Regions from separate parts of the Homo sapiens genome. Here all the other regions are linked to region 3. A link is an interaction called in ENCODE POLR2A ChIA-PET data of the cell type or tissue named here. Cell type or tissue: A673. All regions are shown on one strand. Each heading gives the region's core, and the rest is flanking DNA. Links, peaks and the distances in the headings are about the cores only. Region 1 has its middle 21 kb from the start of ASPG. Region 2 has its middle 20 kb from the start of ATP5MJ. Region 3 holds the start of MIR4710 (microRNA 4710).

What was found. ChIA-PET counts read pairs that join two places held together with the same protein. Peaks named below come from ENCODE experiments on the same cell type or tissue, not always from the same donor. Only the 100,000 strongest peaks of a DNase experiment are listed, where the experiment ranks them.
Region 1: POLR2A ChIA-PET joins it to region 3 with 6 read pairs; 2 of 35 experiments call an interaction of 5 or more read pairs at or near these places.
Region 2: POLR2A ChIA-PET joins it to region 3 with 9 read pairs; 2 of 35 experiments call an interaction of 5 or more read pairs at or near these places.

Annotation. Positions count from the first base shown.
Region 1 is chr14:104,061,398-104,067,849 of GRCh38, reverse strand. No RefSeq gene overlaps it. Among named protein-coding and RNA genes, the nearest start is that of ASPG, 21 kb to the left of the region's middle. In A673, for the core only: no CTCF peak of the experiment used is centred there; no DNase peak of the experiment used is centred there.
Region 2 is chr14:103,898,206-103,904,657 of GRCh38, reverse strand. No RefSeq gene overlaps it. Among named protein-coding and RNA genes, the nearest start is that of ATP5MJ, 20 kb to the left of the region's middle. RefSeq lists a silencer at 3,315-3,374. In A673, for the core only: CTCF peaks have their summits at 3,224 and 3,437 (motif pointing left); a DNase peak (open chromatin) is centred at 3,387.
Region 3 is chr14:104,674,282-104,680,506 of GRCh38, reverse strand. It overlaps MIR4710 (microRNA 4710), which reads left to right and starts at 2,758; the gene lies at 2,758-2,813. RefSeq lists a silencer at 1,896-1,945 and enhancers at 2,471-3,027, 3,028-3,585. In A673, for the core only: no CTCF peak of the experiment used is centred there; DNase peaks (open chromatin) are centred at 1,976, 2,326 and 2,636; H3K4me3 peaks cover 1,224 bases; H3K27ac peaks cover 3,605 bases.

The DNA of each region.
Region 1 (6,452 bases), core at 513-5,512, 610 kb after region 3:
GATGTAGCACCTCCCCCTTCACCCTCTCTCTTCTGCTCCACCATGTGAAGATTGTACCTGCTTCCCCTTCACCTTTCTCTATGATTCTAAGTTTCCTGAGATCTCCCCAGCCATGCTTCCTGTACAGCCTGCAGAACCATGGGCCAATTAAATGTCTATTATCAATAAATTACCCAGTTCCAGGTATGTCTTTAGAGCAGTGTGAGAACAAATGAATACAGAAAACTGGTACCAGAGAAGTGGGGCAGTGCAATAAAGATGCCTGAAAATAAGGAAGCAACTTTGGATGGAAGTGGGTAACGGGCAGAGGTTGGAACAGTTTGGAGGCCTCAGAAGAAAACAGAAAGATGAGGGAGCGTTTGGAACTTCCTAGAGACTTGTTGAATGGTTGTAACCAAAATGCTGATAGTTATATGGACAGTGAAGTCCAGGCTGAGGTGGTGTCAGATGGAGATGAGGAACTTACTGAGAACTGGAGTAAAGGTCACTCTTGCTATGCTTTAGCAAAGAGACCAGTGGCATCATGTCCCTGCTCTAGAGATCTGTGGAACTTTGAACTTGAGAGAAATGATTTAGGGTATCTGGAAGAAATTTCTAAGCAGCAAAGCATTCAAGATGTGGCCTGGCTGCTTCTAAAAGCCTATACTCATTTTCATAAACAAAGAAATGACCTGAAACTAGAACTTACATTTAAAAGGGAAGCAGAGCATAAAAGTTTGGAAATTTTGCAGCCTCATTATGCAGCAAAAAAAATTTCCTGGGGAAAAAGTCAAGGCTGCAGAAATTTGCATAAGATGAGCCAAATGTTAATTAATAGCCAAGACAATGGGAAAAATGCCTCCAGGGCACTTCAGAGACCTTCACTGCCGCACCCCCCATCACAGGCCTGGAGGACTAGGAGGGAAAAATGGTTTTGTGGGCCAGATCCAGGGCCCCACTGCTCTGTGCAGCCTCAGGCCATGGCACCCTGTGTCCCCGACACTCTCAGCTCCAGCCATGGCTAAAAGGGGCCAAGGTACAGCTCTGGCCATTGCTTCAGAGGGTGCAAGCCCCAAGCTTTGGTGGGTTCCACGTGGTGTTGGGCATGTGGGTACGCAGAAGACAAGAGTTGAGGGTTGGGAGCCTCCACTTAGATTTCAGAGAATGTATGGGAACACCTGGATGTCCAGGCAGAAGTCAGCCTGGGCTCCCATGCAGCCTGTAGGTGCACAGAAGTCAAGAATTGAGGTTTGGGATCTTCTGTCTAGATTTCAGAGGATGTATGCAAATGCCTGCATGTCTAGGTAGAGGTGTGCTGCAGGGGTGAAGCCCTCACGGAGAACCTACTAGGGCAGTGCAAAGGGGAAATGTGGGGTTGGAGCCTCCAGACGCGGTCCCCACTGGGGCACTGCCCTAGTGGAGCTGTGAGAAGAGTGTCCCCATCTGCCAGAACCCAGAATGGTAGATCCACCAACAGTTTGCACCATGTGCCTGGACAAGCGACAGGCACTCAATGCCAGGCTGTGAAAGCAGCTGCAGGTGCTGTACCCTGCAGAGCCACAGAGGCAGAGCGGCCCAAGGCCTTGGGAACCCACCCTTTGCATCAGTATGGCCTGCATGTGAGACATGGAGTAAAAAGAATCAATCATTTTGGAGCTTTAGGAATTTAATGACTGACCTGCTGGGTTTCAGACCTGCATAGAGCCTGTAGCCCCTGTTTTGGCCAATTTCTCCCTTTTGGAATGGGAGCATTTAACCAATCCCTGTACTCACATTGCATCTTGGAAGCAACTAACTTGTTTTTTATTTTACAGGCTCATAGGTGGAAGAGATTCGCCTTGTCTCAGATGAGATTTTGGACTTGGACTTTTGAGTTAAAGTTGGAATGAGTTAAGACTTTGAAGGACTTTTGGGAAGGCATAATTGGTTTTGAAATGTGAGAAGGACATGGGATGTGAGAGGGGCCAGGGGCAGAATGATATGGTTTGGCTCTGTGTCCCCATCCAAATCTCATGTTGAATTGTAATCCCCAGTGTTGGGAGAGGGACCTGATGGGAAGTGATTGGATCATGGGGGCAGATTTCCCCCTTGCTGTTCTTGTGATAGTGAGTTCTTATAAGATCTGGTTGTTTAAAAGTGTGTAGCACCTCCCCCTTCACTCTCTCTCTCCTGCTCCTCCATGTGAAGAAGGTGCTTGCATCCCCTTTGCCCTTCTACCATGACTGTAAGTTTCCTGAGGCCTCCCCAGCCATGCTTTCTGTGCAGCTGGCAGAATTGAGTCAATTAAACCTCTTTTCTTAATTACCCAGTCTCAGGTAGTTCTTTATAGCAGTGCGAGAACAGACTAATACACCTGCCATTTCTGACAAAGTGTGAGTTTAAAACATTTTTTCTCTTTTTTTTTTTTTTTTTTTTGAGATGGAGTTTCACTCTTGTTGCTCAGGCTGGAGTGCAATGGCGTGTAATCTCGGCTCACCACAAGCTCTGCCTCCCAGGTTCAAGCGATTCTCCTGTCTCAGCCTCCCAAGTAGCTGGGATTACAGGTATGTGCCACCACACCCGGCTAATTTTGTATTTTTAATAGAGACAGGGTTTCTCCATGTTGGTCAGGCTGGTCTTGAACTCCTGGCCTCAGGTGATCCGCCCACTTAAGTTTAAAACATATTAATCAGCATTATACGAATGATGAATTTTCACTGAAAAAGTATTTTCTTAAATGAATTTCACCAAGTCAGTATACTTCTTTGCTCAATTTTCTAAACAAAGTAGTTTCTACTTTTTATATTTTCTTTTTAAAATTTCCTAAAAGATTTTTCATCAGGTTAATTATCTTCCAGACAAGCTTTGGGGAGGCAAGTTCTGCCTATGTGTTTTTTGGTGAGAGCATCTGTGTACGGATTATCTTTGGGAGCCATTATTTTCCTGGGTCAAATTTTACAAAGATGGCTGTTCTCTCCATTTTTAGACAGTAACCACTGTCACTGGCTGTGGTTTTAGGATTATTCCTGTCAAGCTTACTTTTCCCCAGATAAATTCTAACCGTTTTCAATGTCACCATTAAATGTAATTCTTCAGCTTTCTATAATACATGTTATCATTGTCTGCTGTATTTTGTGTTTTCTACCAACTGCGTTTACTAGGAATGATATCAACGACGGGGCTGTATCTACCTCCTGGGTAAGCCATAAGAGGGTTGCACCAAGTACCGAGGACAAGGTGGTGAAGTGCCCTTCAGCAGAGCTGAAGACAAGGAGACAAGCTGAGGCCCAGTGGACCACCTGCCTCCCACTCCCTTGGCAAAACAAAACCAACAAAAACACTAAACCTGCCAGTCAGTGCCTGGCAGGAGATGGGGTTCACTCTACAGAAAAACAATAAGCATACATAAAAAGAAGGAAATCTTGTCATTTGTGACACCATGGATGAATGTGGAGAACATTAAGTTGGATGAAATAGGCACAGAGAGACAAATCCTGCATGATCTCACTCACATGCGGAACCTACAACAGCTGATCTCATAGGCAGACAGAGTAGAATGGCGGTTACCAGAGCTTGGGCGGTTGCAGGGAGTCCAACGGGGAAAGATGTTGGTCAACAGATAATATATAATTACAAGGGGCGGGACGTCCAGAACAGGCATGTATATAGAGACAGAACAGGCAAAATACAAAGACAAAGCAGATAAGTGATTGCCTGGGGACAAGGGTGAGGCTGGGGCGGGGAAAGCGTGGAGTAGGGAGAAACTGGGATGACCTCAAATGGTTCCAGAGATTCTTTCTCGAGTGATGAAAATGCTCTAACGTTGATTGTGGAGATGGCTGCAGAACACTGTGAACATACTAAAATCACTGGACAGGACACTTTTAAATAGGTGAATTATATGGTATATGAATTATATCTCAATAAAGCTGTTTTTTTTTTTTTAAGAAGGAAAACAGTGTGAAGGATCTGGCTTCAAAAATACCAGGTTCTGCACCACTGAGTTCTTCTCACTGGCTAGTATTAATCTCTAAAGAAAGCTGTGGTACTCACTCTTCCACAACTTCACTGCTAAGTTATTACCACCACCAAGAAAAAGCATCCGGCCAAATAAAGAAATCAAACATCTTAGTGGTTCTGGACACTTCAGGAAGTCCCAGCACCCAGACCTCCACATACTCCCTTGTCTCCTGGCAGGGAAGGGTTTCTAAAGATGGACATCAAAAGACGAGAGGCAGGATTCTGTCCCCCACTGGAGTGACGGCGTACAGACTTTAGGGCAGCACACACCACGTGGCTGTGGTGTATAATCCTTCTAATGTGCTGTTGGATTTGGTTGCTAGCATTTTGCTAAGGATTTGTGAATTTACATTCATAAAAGTATCGGTTTGGCCGGACGCAGTGGCTCATGCCTGTAATCCCAGCAATTTCAGAGGCCAAAGCAGGTGGATCACAGATCAGGAGTTCAAGACCAGCCTGGCCAACATGGTGAAACCTCGTCTCTACTAAAAATACAAAAATTAGCTGGGTGTGGTGACACGTACCTGTAGTCCCAGCTACTCAGGAGGCCGAAGCAGAATTGCTTGAACCTGGGAGGCAGAGGTTGAAGTAAGCCAAGATCGTGCCACTGCACTCCAGCCTGGGCAACAGAGTAAGACTCTGTCTCAAAATATAAATATAAATATATATAAATGTATATTATATATATATATATATATATATATATATATATATATCGGTCTGTAGTTTTCTTGCAGTATCTTTGGCTTTGGTATCAGGGTAGTGCTGGCCTCACAGAATGTGTTAGGAAGTGTCCCTTCTGTTCATTTTTTGGAAGAGTTTGAGCAGGATTGGAGTTAATTCTTCTTTAATGTTTCACAGAACATTTGGTAGTGGGGCTGTCTGTTCCTGGACTTTGGTGGGAGGATTCTCACAGAATGGGAGAAAATATTTGTAAATCACATATCTGATAAGAGTATAATATCCGGAATGTATACAGCACTCCTAGCACTCAACAAGAAGACAACTCAATTTAAAAATAGCCACTAGGGCCAGGTGTGGTTGTTCACACACCTGTAATTCCAGCACTTTGGGAGGCTGAGGCAGGAAGATTGCCTGAGCTCAGGGGGTTGAGACCAGCCTGGGCAACACAGCAAGACCTGGTCTCTACCAAAAAGAAAAAAAAATCAGCCAGGCATGGTGGTGCACACCTGTAGCCCTAGGTACTCTGGAGGCTGAGAGGAGAGGATCACTTGAGCCCAGGAGATTGAGGCTACAGTGAGCTGTGACTGTGCCACTGCACTCTAGTCTGGGTGACAGAGTGAAACTCTGTCTCAAAAAAAAAAAAATAGTCACAGGACTTGAACAGATATTTCTCAATAGAAGATACACAAGTAGCCAACAAGCACATGAAAGATGATCATCATCACTGGGGATTAGGGAAATGCAAATGAAAACCACAATAATATATGCATACCCATTAGGATGGCTTTAATTTTTTAAAAAAGGGGGAAACTAAGAAGTGCTGTCAAAGCTGTAGAGACATGGGAATCCTCAGACACTGCTGGGGGGAATGTAAAATGGTGCAGCCGGTTTGGTGTCTCCTCCAAAAGTTAAGTATAGAGTTACCACATGGCCTACCAATCTTCCTCCTAGGTATACACCCAAGAGAAATGAAAAAACATGTACACACCAAAACCTGTACACAAATGTTTATAGCACTATTATTCATAATAGCCCAGAGTCTGAAACAATCCAAATGTCCATCAACAGAGGAGTAAATAAACCAACTGTGGCATCCACATCCAACAGGATATTATCCACCTAAATAAAGGATCAAGCCACTGATACACGCTGTAACGTGGATAAACTCGACAACATTACGTGAAGTCAGGGCAGCCAGACACAAATGGTCACCTACTGTATGATTCCTTGTATATGATGTATCCAGAATAGGTAAATCCATAGGGACAGAAGGCATATAAATTGTTACCAGGGTATGGGGGAAAGGGAAGGGAAAAGGGAAAATGGTTACTTAACTGGTAAGTACTTACTTAATAAGGTGCCTTTTTGGATAATGAAAACATTTTTAAACTACAGAGTGTTCCAGAACATTGCAAATACAATAAATGCCTGAATTACACATTTTAAAGTGGTTAATCAAATTATATCAATTTCACCTCAATTTAAAACTAAGTAAAAAGATGGAGAAAGATACATCATGCTAACACACAAATCAGAAGAAAGCTGGAGTAGCTATATTAATTTCAGACAAGCAGACTTCAGAACTAAGGACATTAGAAGGCCTAGAGAGGGGCATTACCTAATGATAAAGGGGTCAATTCTCCAAGAAGACGTAACAACCCCAAATGTGCATGTGCCTAACAACAGTGTCCAAATACAAGAGGCAAAAACTGAGGGAAATGCAAGGAGAAATAGACTAATCCACTATTATAGCTGGAGACCTCAACATGCATTAGTAATTGACAGACTGG
Region 2 (6,452 bases), core at 950-5,949, 780 kb after region 3:
TGCTCAGTGCAGCTATTGTGGTCCAGGAACCTGGTAGCTCTTTCTATTGCCAGAGTAGAAATTTGATTTAGCCTGTCCTCCAGAGCTAATCAGTCTGGAGGCAATGAGTCTCCCATAACTGAACTCCAAGATACTGATGCTTACCATAGACTCCACTGGGTTAATTAATAGAAATAAGCCTGTTAGGTGGACCAGACATGAGACGTAAGAAACTACAAAGAAAAGAGCAAATTTTTCCCAAGCCAAAGATGGGAAAGACAAGAAATTAGACGTTTCAATGGAAGAGAAAACAGAGAGCTGGGCACTCTGGCATGTGCCTATAATCCCAGGCTCAGGAAGCTGAGATAGAAAGATTGCTTGAGCTCAGGAGTTCAAGATCTCCCTCAGTAACATAGCAAGACCCCATCTTTTTTTTTTTTTTCAAGATGGAGTCTCGCTCTGTCACCCAGGCCAGAGTGCAGTGGCGCAATCTCAGCTCACTGCAACCTCCACCTCCCCGGTTCAAGCGATTCTTCTGCCTCAGCCTCCTGACTAGCTGGGACTACAGGTGCGTGACACCACGCCCGGCAATTTTTTGTATTTTTAGTAGAGACGGGGTTTCACCGTGTAGCCAGGATGGTCTCAATCTCCTGACCTCGTGATCCTCCCGCCTCGGGCTTTCAAAGTGCTGGGATTACAGGTGTGAGCCACCGCACCCGGCCGCAGGACCCCTCCTTAAAAAAAAAAAAAAAAGAAACGAAAAAGAGAAAAACAATGGAGAAAGATCAATGAAACCAAAAGCTGGTTCTTTGAGAACGTCAATAAAATGGATAAACCGCTAGCCAGACTGATCAAGAAAAAAATAAAGGAAGAAGATAAAATCAATATCAGGAATGAGAGAGATGCCATCTGGTCTTGAACTCCTGGGCTCATCTAAGGGAAACACAGCAGAGATGGAGGAGGAGGGATTGATTACAAAAAGTCAGGAGGAAACTTTGGGGGGTGATGGATCTGTTCATTTTCTTGATTGTGGGGATGGTTTGACTGTGTATATATATGTTAAAACTCATTGGCGAGGCTCGGTGGCTCATGCCTGTAATCCCAACACTTTGGGAGGCCGAGGCAGAAGAATCACTTGAACCAGGAGGCGGAGGTTGCAATGAGCTGAGATCGCATCACTGCGCTCCAGCCTGGTGATAAGGTGAGACTCCATCTCAAAAAAAAAAAAAAAACTCATCAAATTGTGCAATTAATGTGAAACTTACCAATAACCTCCAAATTATGTAGACATAATGTTATGTGGAGACTTTATACTTCAATAAAGCTATAAGAAAAGTTTCTGGCCGGGTGCGGTGGCTCACGCCTGTAATCCCAGCACTTTGGGAGGCCGAGGCGGGTGGATCACGAGGTCAGGAGATCGAGACCATCCTAGCTAACACGGTGAAACCCTGTCTCTACCAAAAAAATACAAAAATTAGCTGGGGATGGTGGCGGGCGCCTGTAGTCCCAGCTACTCAGGAGGCTGAGACAGGAGAATGGCGTGAACTGGTGAGGCGGAGCTTGCAGTGAGCCGAGATCACGCCACTGCACTCCAGCCTGGGTGACAGAGTGAGACTCCATCTCAAAAAAAAAAAAAAAAAAAAAAAAGGTTTCTAAAAATTCTATGCTGGCCAAGCGTGGTGGCTCATGCCTGTAATCCCAGTACTTTGGGAGGCTAAGGCAGGGGGATTTCTTGAGCCCAGAAGGTTGAGGCTGCAGTGAGCCATGATCGAACCACTGCACTCCAGTGTGCGGGACAGTGAGACCCTGTCTCAAAAAAAAAAAAAAAAAAAACCTGGGCGTGGTGGCTCACACCTGTAATCCCAGCACTTTGGGGGGCCAAGGTGGGCAGATCACCTAAGGTCAGGAGTTCAAGACCGGCCTGACCAACACAATGAAACCCCGTCTCTACTAAAAATACAAAAATTAGCCGGGTGTGGTGGCGGGCTTCTGTAATCCCAGCTACTCGGGAGGCTGAGACAGGAGAATCGCTTGAACCCGGGAGGTGGAGGTTGCAGTGAGCCGAGATCATGCCATTGCACTCCAGTCTAGGCAAGAAGAACAAAACTCCATATCAAAAAAAAAAAAAAAATTCTAGGCTAACCCTCAGAAAATAAAGACCTAGTTTTTCAATGAATGAAAAGTATCCAATATGATACATTAAATCCTGTCTCAAAACCATTGATAATTCTCAGAGTGCCTGGGCTGAAATTTACCCCTTTATTTGAGCAAATAGTTTCTTCATAGATAGGGAAATTTAGTGCTATTTAATCAAATGTGCCAGAGTAATATTAAAATATTTGAGGAGTCCTGGGTGGGTGCGGTGGCTCATGCCTGTAATCCCAGCACTCTGGGAGGCAAAGGTGGGCAGATCACTCGAGGTCAGGAGTTCGAAGCCAGCCTGGCCAAAATGGCGAAACCTTGTCTCTACTAAAATTACAAAAATTAGCCGGATGTGATGGCACATGCCTGTAGTCGCAGCTACTCGGGAGGCTGAGGCAGGAGAATCACTTGAACCCAGGAGGCGGAGGTTGTAGTTAGTGGAGATCACGCCACTTGCTCTCCAGCCAAGAGTGAGACTCCACCTCCAATAATAATAATAATAATAAAATATTTGAGGAGTCCTAAAATGTAAGTACCCATAAGCATTTAGAAATACCCACCTACAGATAAGTAAGTGAGGTGGTCATTATACATCATTCTTGGCCAGTAATCCAGGCTTGAGATGCTGTGTGAACTTGTAAGCAGCAAAAGAAGATAAAAAGGCATTCTTCATAAAGTTAAGAATTAAATGAGATATCAATAAGCCTTATTTTAAAATAATTCATCATGCCAGGCATGGCGGCTCACGCCTGTAATCCCAGCAATTTGTGAGGCCGAGGTGGGTGGATCACCTGAGGTCAGGACTTCGAGACCAGCCAGACCAACATGGAGAAACCCCATCTCTAAACACAAAAATTAGCTGAGCATGGTTGTGGGCACCTGTAATCCCAGCTACTCGGGAGGCTGAGGCAGGAGAATCACTTGAACCCGGGAGGCAGAGGTTGCAATGAGCCGAGATCGCGCCACTGCACTCCAGCCTGGGCGACAGAGGGAGACTCCATCTAAAAAAAAAATAATAAAATTAAAAATAAAGTAAAATAACTCATCATTTAGTTTTACATAACTCAAACTTGCTTTCTCTGTTCAGTGATTGAGGTTTCGTTACATTCATTGGTTGAATTCAAAATAGAATTCACTTAGGATTGATTTGCAAGCACAATATACTCAGAATACAGCAGACAAGTGCGACTCGCATGTGAGAACTCTGGGGGTTCTAAGTCAGGTGTGTGGGAGGGAACGCTGCTCCCACGATATGCCAGGAAGGGAGGGCTCCCGCGGGGAAGCGGCCCTGGGAGTGGCGCCCCCTGCTGGACAGCGCGCCGGTGCACACCAGCGAGCGAGAAGCTCTGCGCTGCTGGAGGAAAAGTGGGTTCAAGCCAAAGCTTCCCAAAGGGAGTCACCTTGAGGCCCCTTCTGTCGGAACATGCTGAGATGCTGGTGCTCCAAGCCCAGGAATCTCTGGCTCTTCCTGAGTGCCCACCCCATGATGAACAGCTCCTCTTTAGTCGACCTCTTTCGCCTGGGACCCACACCTGCCACTCTCAGCCACGCTCTGCACATGCCTTTCTGGGGTCACAAAGCTCATTACACATCTTCCTTGGTTGAAAGAAGAATTTCAGCCAGGAGCGGTGGCTCACGCCTGTAATCCCAGCACTTTGGGAGCTCGAGGTGGGAGGATCATCTAAGTCCACGAGTTCGAGACCAGCCTGGGCAACAAAGTGAGGCCCTATCTCTAAAAAAAAAAAAAAAAAAAAAAAAATTGTTTGTTTTGTTTTGTTTTGTTTTGTTTTTGAGATGAAGTCTCGCTCTGTTGCCTAGGCTGGAGTGCAATGGTGATCTTGGCTCCCTACAACTTCCGCCTCCTGAGTCGAAGCAATTCTCCCACCTCAGCCTCCCGAGTAGCTGGGATTACAGGCGTGCGCTACCACGCCTGGCTAATTTTTGTATTTTTTAGTAGAGACAGAGTTTCACCTCGTTGGCCAGACTGCTCTCGAACTCCTGACCTCAAGTGATCCCCCCATCTCAGCCTCCCAAAGTGCTGGCATTACAGGCGTGAGCCACCGTGCCTGGCCAAAAAAAAATTTTTTTAATCGCGCAGTGGCACATGCCTGTAATTCCAGTTACTCAGGTGGCCAAGGCGGGAGGATTGCTTGAGCCCAACCAAGAGCTAGAGGCTGCAGTGAGCTATGGTGGCACCAAGTACTCCAGCCTGGGCATCAGAGTGAGACCCTGTCTCAAAATAAAAAAAGTGCTGGAGGCTCATGTTCCCCCGTTGCAGCGTGTGACCACTGACTGCCAGGCACACTCTAGGATCAAGCTGCTGCAAGCACCAACAGGACCTGGGCCGAAACTCGCCTCCTGAAACCCACCTCCTGCTTGTCTTCTCCTGTTTCCATAAGCATTGAGAAGCCTGCTCTCCTCCGCACCCCCCAGTAAGCCACCTGAGCACGAATCCCCACCTGGGCGGATGTGGGCAGCACACAGGTAATCCCGGGGTGGCCACCCTGCCCACACCACCCACCGTGCTCTTCTTCACATCAGCTGCCTTCAGGTGACTGCACATCCCAAAACTGCGTGGGAACACCACCGTGGGCCTACCCATGTCCTGAAGTATCCAGGAGACTGGCGGGATGCCCGTCGCCTCTCCCTGCCCCACAAAGCGACTACTGTGGGGACCGCAAGGAGCCACATGGAAGAGCTGCCTGTCCTGGCCGGCTCAGGCTCTCCCCAGGCTGAGGACAACCATGGGACTGATAGAGACACTCTGTTGTTGAGATTCGGGCTTTCTCTCTTTCGAAAAGGGGTGAAGACGAAGGCTTGTGTCTGCATCTCCTCTCTGGTCTCAAAGCTGAGTGGCTTTTCCAGGGAAGCCAGCACCCGCGGCCTCTCATGCCAGCCCAAGCAGTTCTGAAGCCCACCCCTGTGACGAGGCGCTGCCGGCTGCGGAGCCTGTGCCAGCACGTCTCATCACCCAGGCGGGCTCCCCAGGCCCACAGGATAGCTCTGCCCCCAGCCATGGGTACTGCCAGGCCATCTCCCCACCCCACCCGGAGGAATTGAGGGCCTCTGCCTCACACACACATCCCTTCCCCGCAGCCCAAGCACCAGCACACCAGCAGGTGGAGAGAGTTGTTTCACTTGTGCTTGAGAAGGCGCCTTCCCTTCTAAGAGGAACTGCAGATGTGAACGTTTGCAAATCAAATTCCAACCGAAATGGCCTGCAGTGGCAGTTCTCAAAGGGTTTCCTGGGGCCACAGCAGCAGCATCTGGGAACCTGTCATAAATGCAGGTTCTTGGGCCCCACCCAAGACCTGCTTTGGGCCCTCCGTGATAGGGCCCAGGCCTGTGTTTCAGGAGCCCTCCAGGAGATTCTGATGCATACTCAAGTGCAGCCCACTGACCTAAAAGAGCCTGCCTTTGAAGGAAGCCTGGAGCAAGGCCTTCTGCAAAGACTTGAACCACCCGCAGTTCTGCCCAGTCAGCACAGCTGAATTTTCCTCCAAATACAGCACAGGGTGCACCCACCTTCAGAAGAAAAGCCCCCCGGCCCAGCTTCCAGGTGTCGTGAGGAGAGCAGCCGCAGACCGAGGCTGCATACCTGGGGCTGGGCTCCCTTCCCCTCCCCTGCCGCCCTGCCTGCCCTGCTGCAGGAGGCGAGGCCCGGCTGTGTGCTCACTGCTCCAGGCCTGATGATGGCTGGGAGCATTCAAGGAGCCACCCCTACCTGTGCCTGGGGCGCAGTTGGTCTTGTCTTAAACTCAATTTCTGGTAGACCTGGAGGCTGGGCTCAGCCTCAGTCTCCCTCCACCTCTCCACCATGTGTGTCAGGCAAAGAGGCTGGGCTTCCCCGCTATTTTCCTGCCCTGAGCTGAGCATCAAGCTGGGCCTCAGAGATCCTTCCTTTCTCCCCATGCTCCCCTCTCTCCAGGAGGGGAGGGACTCTCCTCCAATCTCCAATATATGGTACATATACATATATATATACCAAAACAAAGATGTAGCTGCTGTCACTGCTGACCAGAACACCCTTCCGGTGTGCCTTCCCACCTGAGCTGTGCCTGCACTCACCAGCCCCCTTGGGCAGATTGCCACTGTCTTTAGGAGCCAGGCTTATACCCACCTCTCCCCACATGCCTACCCAACTCTCAGGTCCCAACATGCCCAGCAGTTGAGCCAACACAAGTTGATCTAAGTTCATCAGAAGGTGAGTGTTTGACTGATTCTATACTCGCCACACAGGCCCACCCTCGTCTCATGCAAGTGACAGCCCCAACTCCACTCCTCATCTCCCAGCCTGTGAACCGAGGCAGCCATGGAGCCTGGAAGGAGAA
Region 3 (6,225 bases), core at 1-5,000:
GCCTGGCCTACCTGGAGGGACTCCCCAGAGGTCAGGAGTGGCCCTGTGAACAGCGCAGTCCCGTGGTACAGTGGGAGGGTGCTGTGGCTGGGCCGGTCTGGGTCCTGGCTCTGCTGCCTGCTGAGATAGGGGTGGTGATAACAGTCCCACCTCCTAGGGCTGCTGGACGGGAGGTGTGTGTGAAGCCCCCAAGTCGGGCCAAGCTACCATCAATAAAAAATGACCCAGATGCCAAGGCATGGGTGGAGGCAGCAGCCTGGTCAATGGCCTGGCCAAAGTCCAGGGTAGGGGACACAGGGCCACTTCAGCTGTGTGCAGGGAAGGCTCCTCTGCACACACTGAGGTGGGAGGGGTGAGAGTCAGAAGACGGAGGGGGGGTTTGTTCCACAAGCACGGAAAGGTGACGGAGGCTTTGAGTGCAGCTCGGGGACCCTGATTTATGGGATTGGATTGGAGGGTCCCCCTTGGTGAGGGGCAGAGGATGGTAGGGCCAGGTGGAGGGGGTGAGCTGGGGCAGAGCCGGTGGGGTCTGCCGAATGGTAAGGGGATGTGTGAGCGTGAACCTGAGAGAGTGCATATGTTTGGGCAGAGGCCGAGGAATCAGCATTCACACTTTGCAGAGGGCAGAGGTAATTTACAAATGACTGGGGACCCTCAGGGATCCGTCTTGACCCTGTGTTGCCTTCCTCTGGGGCCTCAGTCCCCTGTTCAGCCCAAGATCCCCTAGAGAAGAGCCAGGACATCTGGGGTCACCCAGGAGCAGCCTGGTCCCCTGCAGTCCTTTCTGGGGCCTGGAGCTGACACTACGGCAGCCACAGAGTTGTGCTGGCCCCGGAATCCTGGGAGCCCTGTTTGCCTCTGTCCCTGTCGGGCAGCCCAGCTGGAGGTTCATCCCCATCCATGTGGTGTGGGCTGGGTGCCCTGCCCCAGCGCTGGGCCTGATGAATGCCTAGGGAGGGCAGCTGGGCTGGGCCCACCCTCAGCCACTTCGCCCGGCAGTGCCATCACCCTGCTTACAGATGGACAGGCCCAGGGCCCGGGGCTTGCTTGGGCCCACAGAGTGGCTGCTGCGGCTGGGGCTGGGCCCATGCCTCCCTGACCTGGCTCCAGCCAGCTCCTGGCATTCCCTTCCCCCTCCCTCCCCCAGGATGCCCAGCCTTCCCAGCGGGCCGGCTGGGGAATCTCATTACTCCCAACCTACAGATGCAGAAACTGAGGCTGCAAGAGGGGAGTGGCTGGCAGCCAGGAGAATGGGAAGGCACCCGGTGGCAAGGTCGGAGTCTGCCCAGCTGGGTGGGGATGAGGCCTCTCTGCAGAGCTGTCGGGAGTCCTGGGGGAGAGTAGAGGGGCCACTGCCAGCAAACGGAGGGTGAGCTGGGGCTGGGACCCACCCGGACCTTTGAGCACTGGTGTCCCTGGCCAGGTCACCCTCAGGGCCTCCTGGCAGGAAGCCTCTCACCTGGGCTGGCCCGTTGGTCCTGGGCACCTGCTCAGGCCCCACAGGAGCGGCTTCCCATGTCAGGGCGGGAGGCTTCAGCTGGGGTCTGGGGTCTCTTGACCACCCCAGCTCTGCCACATGGAGTGAAGGGACTTGACCCCTTTGAGCCTCAGTTTCTGCAGCTGTACCTAGGGCTATGGGGAGGGGGACAGAAGTGGGAGGAAGGGGTGGGGGCGCTGGCAGGTCTTGTTTTGTGGGTTGGGAAGGGGACTCTCAGGAGAGCCCAGTTGCTGAGACGGTGTGCGTGTGCACGAGTGTGTGCCCACATCCCGAGGCACGGCTCCCTGATTACGGCCAGGCAGGAGTGGGGAGCCCACCCCAGCTGGCCACCCCCAGGGGCTTACAGAGAGCAGCTGGGGGTGCCGGGACTCTCCTGGGCCAAGCCCACCACAAAGGGAGTGAGGAGGAGAGAGGGAGCCGAGTGGGGGAGTGGGAGGAGCCACCAGGGGCTCTCAGCAGGGAGGGTTCCTTTGTCCCGAGAAGGAGTTGAGAGGATCTCTGGGGCTCCCAGGGGAGGCTCTGATGTAGGGAGGACGAGGGCCGACAGGAGCTCAGAGCAGGACCCGGGGCCACCGTGGTGGGCTGCAGTCAGTGTTCTCAGAGATTCTCCGGTGGGTTGAGGCCTGGCTCTGCGGCATTCCGCATGAGCCAAGCCTCTTGCTTCTGGAAATTTCTCTTATTTTCCTACTTCCCTGTGTTTTCTGATGGGTCCTTTCTTGGGGTGCCTCCTAGGCCTTCCCCTCCCCTTCGCTCAGCCCAGTCTCCTGGGCGGGGCGGCCACCCAGAAGCTAAGAAGCCCCGTGGTCGCCTCTGTGTGTCCCTGAGATCTGGGGCTGCAGCCCCGCCCACCTGCCCGCACTCCGCCCCGGCACACGTCCTCTGCCGTCGCCGGGTGGGCGGGAAATTAGCTGCCTAGGAGGGGTCCGCTGGGCTGGGGGCTCCGGGAAGGTGGGCTCGGCAGCCCGCAGCCCTGCGTTCTCCAGATGAGTTGCGGGAGGGGTGTTCTGGGGAGTCCCCGGGCTCCGCTGTAGGGGAGGGCAGGCTTCGCGCTGCTGCGTGGGGGCCGAGGCGGCAGCTGCGGTGCTGAGTCACGCTCCGGAAAATGGAGGAAGCAGAGTTTCCACCACCATCTGCCTCCTCCTTGGGAGGAGGAGGAAGGGGAGGAGGTGGAAGGAGGTGGAGTAAGGGAGCAGGGCGCAGAGCAGCGCTGCAGGCACAGGGGCGGGGGCTCCCGGCAGGCCAGTGCCCTGCCTGTCCCAGACCGAGTGGGGTGAGGGCAGGTGGTTCTTCCCGAAGCAGCTCTCGCCTCTTCGTCAGGGAAGGGAGTGTTGAGTGTTCCGCCCAGCAGAACCAGGCCACACCAGGGGCTCCCTCCTCCCTGCCCCACCTCGGGGAACCGAGAACCTCCAGGGCTTTCAGGAGCTCAGCAGGCTCAGGTGCTAAGTCCCACTGCCCCCGCGTGTGGCCTGGCTGTCCCCAGTCCCCAGAGGCAGTGGGAACATTGACACAAAGTCCTCAGCCAGCCACAGCCTCCTGTCCCCCATAGCCCTAGGAACCTCCAGCTTGCTGGCCGCAGAGTCCAGGGCAGCAATGGGGGGAGGGGGCTACTCTGAAGGGGGTGCGGTAAGGTCCCGCCAGCGCTCCCTCTGGAAGGCGGCTGCTGCCTTTCAAACCCAGGGGTGCGGCCCCTCCTCCTGCCTCCACAGGACGGGGGTGGGTCCTGGGGATGCCCCTATATCTGGGGATCCCCCCTCAGCTGCCCCGCCCTCCTGTCCTCCTGGAATGACACGTTTCTCCCCGTCACGTGCAGATGTGGCAACCAACGTCCAAGGTGGGAGGGCCCCCCCCCCCCCAGGCCCCTTGATCTCCCCGTGGGTCTCCCCAGCGGCGAAAACGGGAGCTGGGTAGGTCCGTAGGTTTCAGCTCTAGTAACAGCAGACCTCAGCCTCAGCTCTCTCACTCCTCAGGCGGCCCTGGGGCGGGGATCCCTCTCTGCTTCCTAGACGCGTGATTTGCCTCTCTGGGCTTCCTGCTCCTCTGCTAGAATGGGTGGTCCTGACACACGGAATCCAGCAGGAATCCTGGGCTGGTCCTGGCGGGGGCAGTCCCCCTGCTGCTGTGTGTGGCTCTTTCACAAGGACACAGGAGTCAGGAACCTTGTGGCTGCGAGGGCCAGAGACCCGACCTAGTGAGGGCAAAAGAGGGAGGGAATTGATGGGCTGATGTCACAGGGGGCAGGGAAGGTAGCCGGGCCAGGACAGCTGTCCCCGCGCCGCTCCCCCCTCCACAACACCCACCTCTGACTCCACTTCACCCTGATTGTGCTGTCCCCTCCCCCAGGCTGGGGCTACAGTGGCTGCAGGTCCAGGCTCGCTGCTCCTTGCCCTGGGGCCCTGGGAAGAGGGGCAATATTGTTTATAAGAAGTCCATCCCTAGGAATAACCCTGGAAACACTGGGGGTCCCACGCCCACCCTTAAACAGCCTCTGGGAGGAGGACTGGGGAGAGGGAGATGCTGTGAAAGGAAGACCCTTTCTAAAACACAAGGTTCAACAAGCGGGGTGGCAGTTTCTGAGTGCGGGGTCTGCAGGTGCTTCCGGCCTGCCTACCTGAGGCCCTTCCCCACAGGAAGAGGTGGCCTTGCTGGAAGGGAACGGTGCTCATGACCACCTGACACACTTGTGTCAGACTGGACACAGGGCTGTGGAGGCCTCTGAAGGGCTGCTGGGGAGGTGCTGGCCAGCCTAGCCTTGGCCATCAGGGTGGTCAGGGTCCAAAGGCAACTCCTTGGTGCTGGGAGTGGAGAGGTCACCTTTGAGTGATGCCTGGTTGGGGCTGGGAAGTCAAGGATCTTGGCAGGCAGGGCTTTGACGTCTGCAGGCGAATCACCCCCCACCACCCCCAGCAAGGCATCCATGTCAGGACATATAACTTGTGTTGCAGCACATGGAGCTTCCTCTTGCTGGAGCACCACTAAGCATTCCCATTTTACAGATTCAGAATCTGAGCAGGAGAGTCGCAGGGGTGGTGAGAGGTGTCAGAGCTGGGAGTTTTCCCATCAGCTGGCACTTCATTTACTCCCACCTTGGCCCTGTCATTTGGGCATTTAAGACAGCTTAGTGTTAAAACCTCTTACTGAATCCAAATCCCATTCATTCGCCTACCCATCTAGGCATCCACCCATCTATCCACCAATCTGTCTACTCTTCCACCCACACACCCAACCCCCTACGTCCATCCATCCATCTATTCACCCATTCACCCACCATCCATCCACCCATCCATCCACTCACCCATCCACCGATCCACCCATCCATCATCCATTCACCCACCAATCCACCCACCCCCATTATCCATCTGTCCATCCATCCATCTATTCATCCCTTCACCTACCACCATCCATCCATCTAACCACCTATCCACCCATCCATCCACCCCATCCATCCATCCATTCATCCATCCACCCATCTACCCACCATCCATCCATCCACCCATTCACCCACCATCCATCTATCCCCCATCCACCTGTCCCACATCCATTCAACATTAATTGAAAGTCTGCTATGTTCTGGGCACAGGATTGGCAGTGGTGGTACCAGGTAAGCAAGGGCACAGCATCACCCAAGTGGGTTGCAGCTTTACTAAATAAAGATACAGGGCACAGAGGTAAATTTGAATTTCAGATAAACAATGAATACAGTTTTAGGATAAGTATGTCTGATATGGTTTGGATTTGTGTCCTTGCTCAAATTTCATGTCAAATTGTAATCTGCAGTCTTGGAGGAAGGGCCTGGTGGGAGGTGACTGGATCATGGGCGTGATTTCCCCCTTGCTATTCTCCTGATAGTAAGTTCTCAGGAGATCTGGTTGTTTAAAAGTGTATGGCATCTCCCCTTTGCTCTCTTCCTCCTGTTCCCCCATGACTGTAAGTTTCCTGAGTCCTCCCCAGCTATGCTTCTTGTACAGCCTGCAGAACCATGAGCCAGTTAAACCTCTTTTCTTTATAAATTACCCAGTCTCAGGTAGTTCTTTTTTTTTTTGAGACGGAGTTTAGCTCTTGTTGATCAGGCTGGAGTGCAATGGCATGATCTTCATTCACTGCAACCTCCGCCTCCCGGGTTCAAGCGATTCTCCTGTCACAGCCTCTTGAGTAGCTGGGATTATAGGCATCTGCCACCATGCCTGGCTAATTTTTGTATTTTTAGTAGAGATGGGGTTTCATCATATCGGTCAGGCTGGTCTCGAACTCCTGACCTCAATTGGTCCGCCCACCTTGGCCTCCCAAAGTGCTGAGATTACAGGTGCGAGCCACTGGGCCCAGCCTCAGGTAGTTCTTTATAGCAATGTGAGAATGGGCTAATATAATGTCCTATGCAATATTTGGCACCAGCATGTCTCAAATATTGCATGGGACACACTTGTACTGAAATGTATTTGTTGTTTACCTGAAATTCAGATTGACCTGGGAGTTCTGTATTTTATCTGACAACCCCACCCCAAGGTGCTTGCTGTCAGGGGGTGAAATGATGCAGGTGGGAGATGCCTGGACATCACGCATGCAGAGGGCTGTAGGACAGGGCAGCTCTTCCTGTCTGCAGGAGTTGAGCAAACCTCTCTGGAGAGAGCTCCACGTGTGTGCTGAGCACCTTTTGTCTTCTCAAGAGCCTCCACACCTTGGCTGTGCCTTCAATATCTTCCATCCAACAGAGTCTTCCAATAGCACTGGAT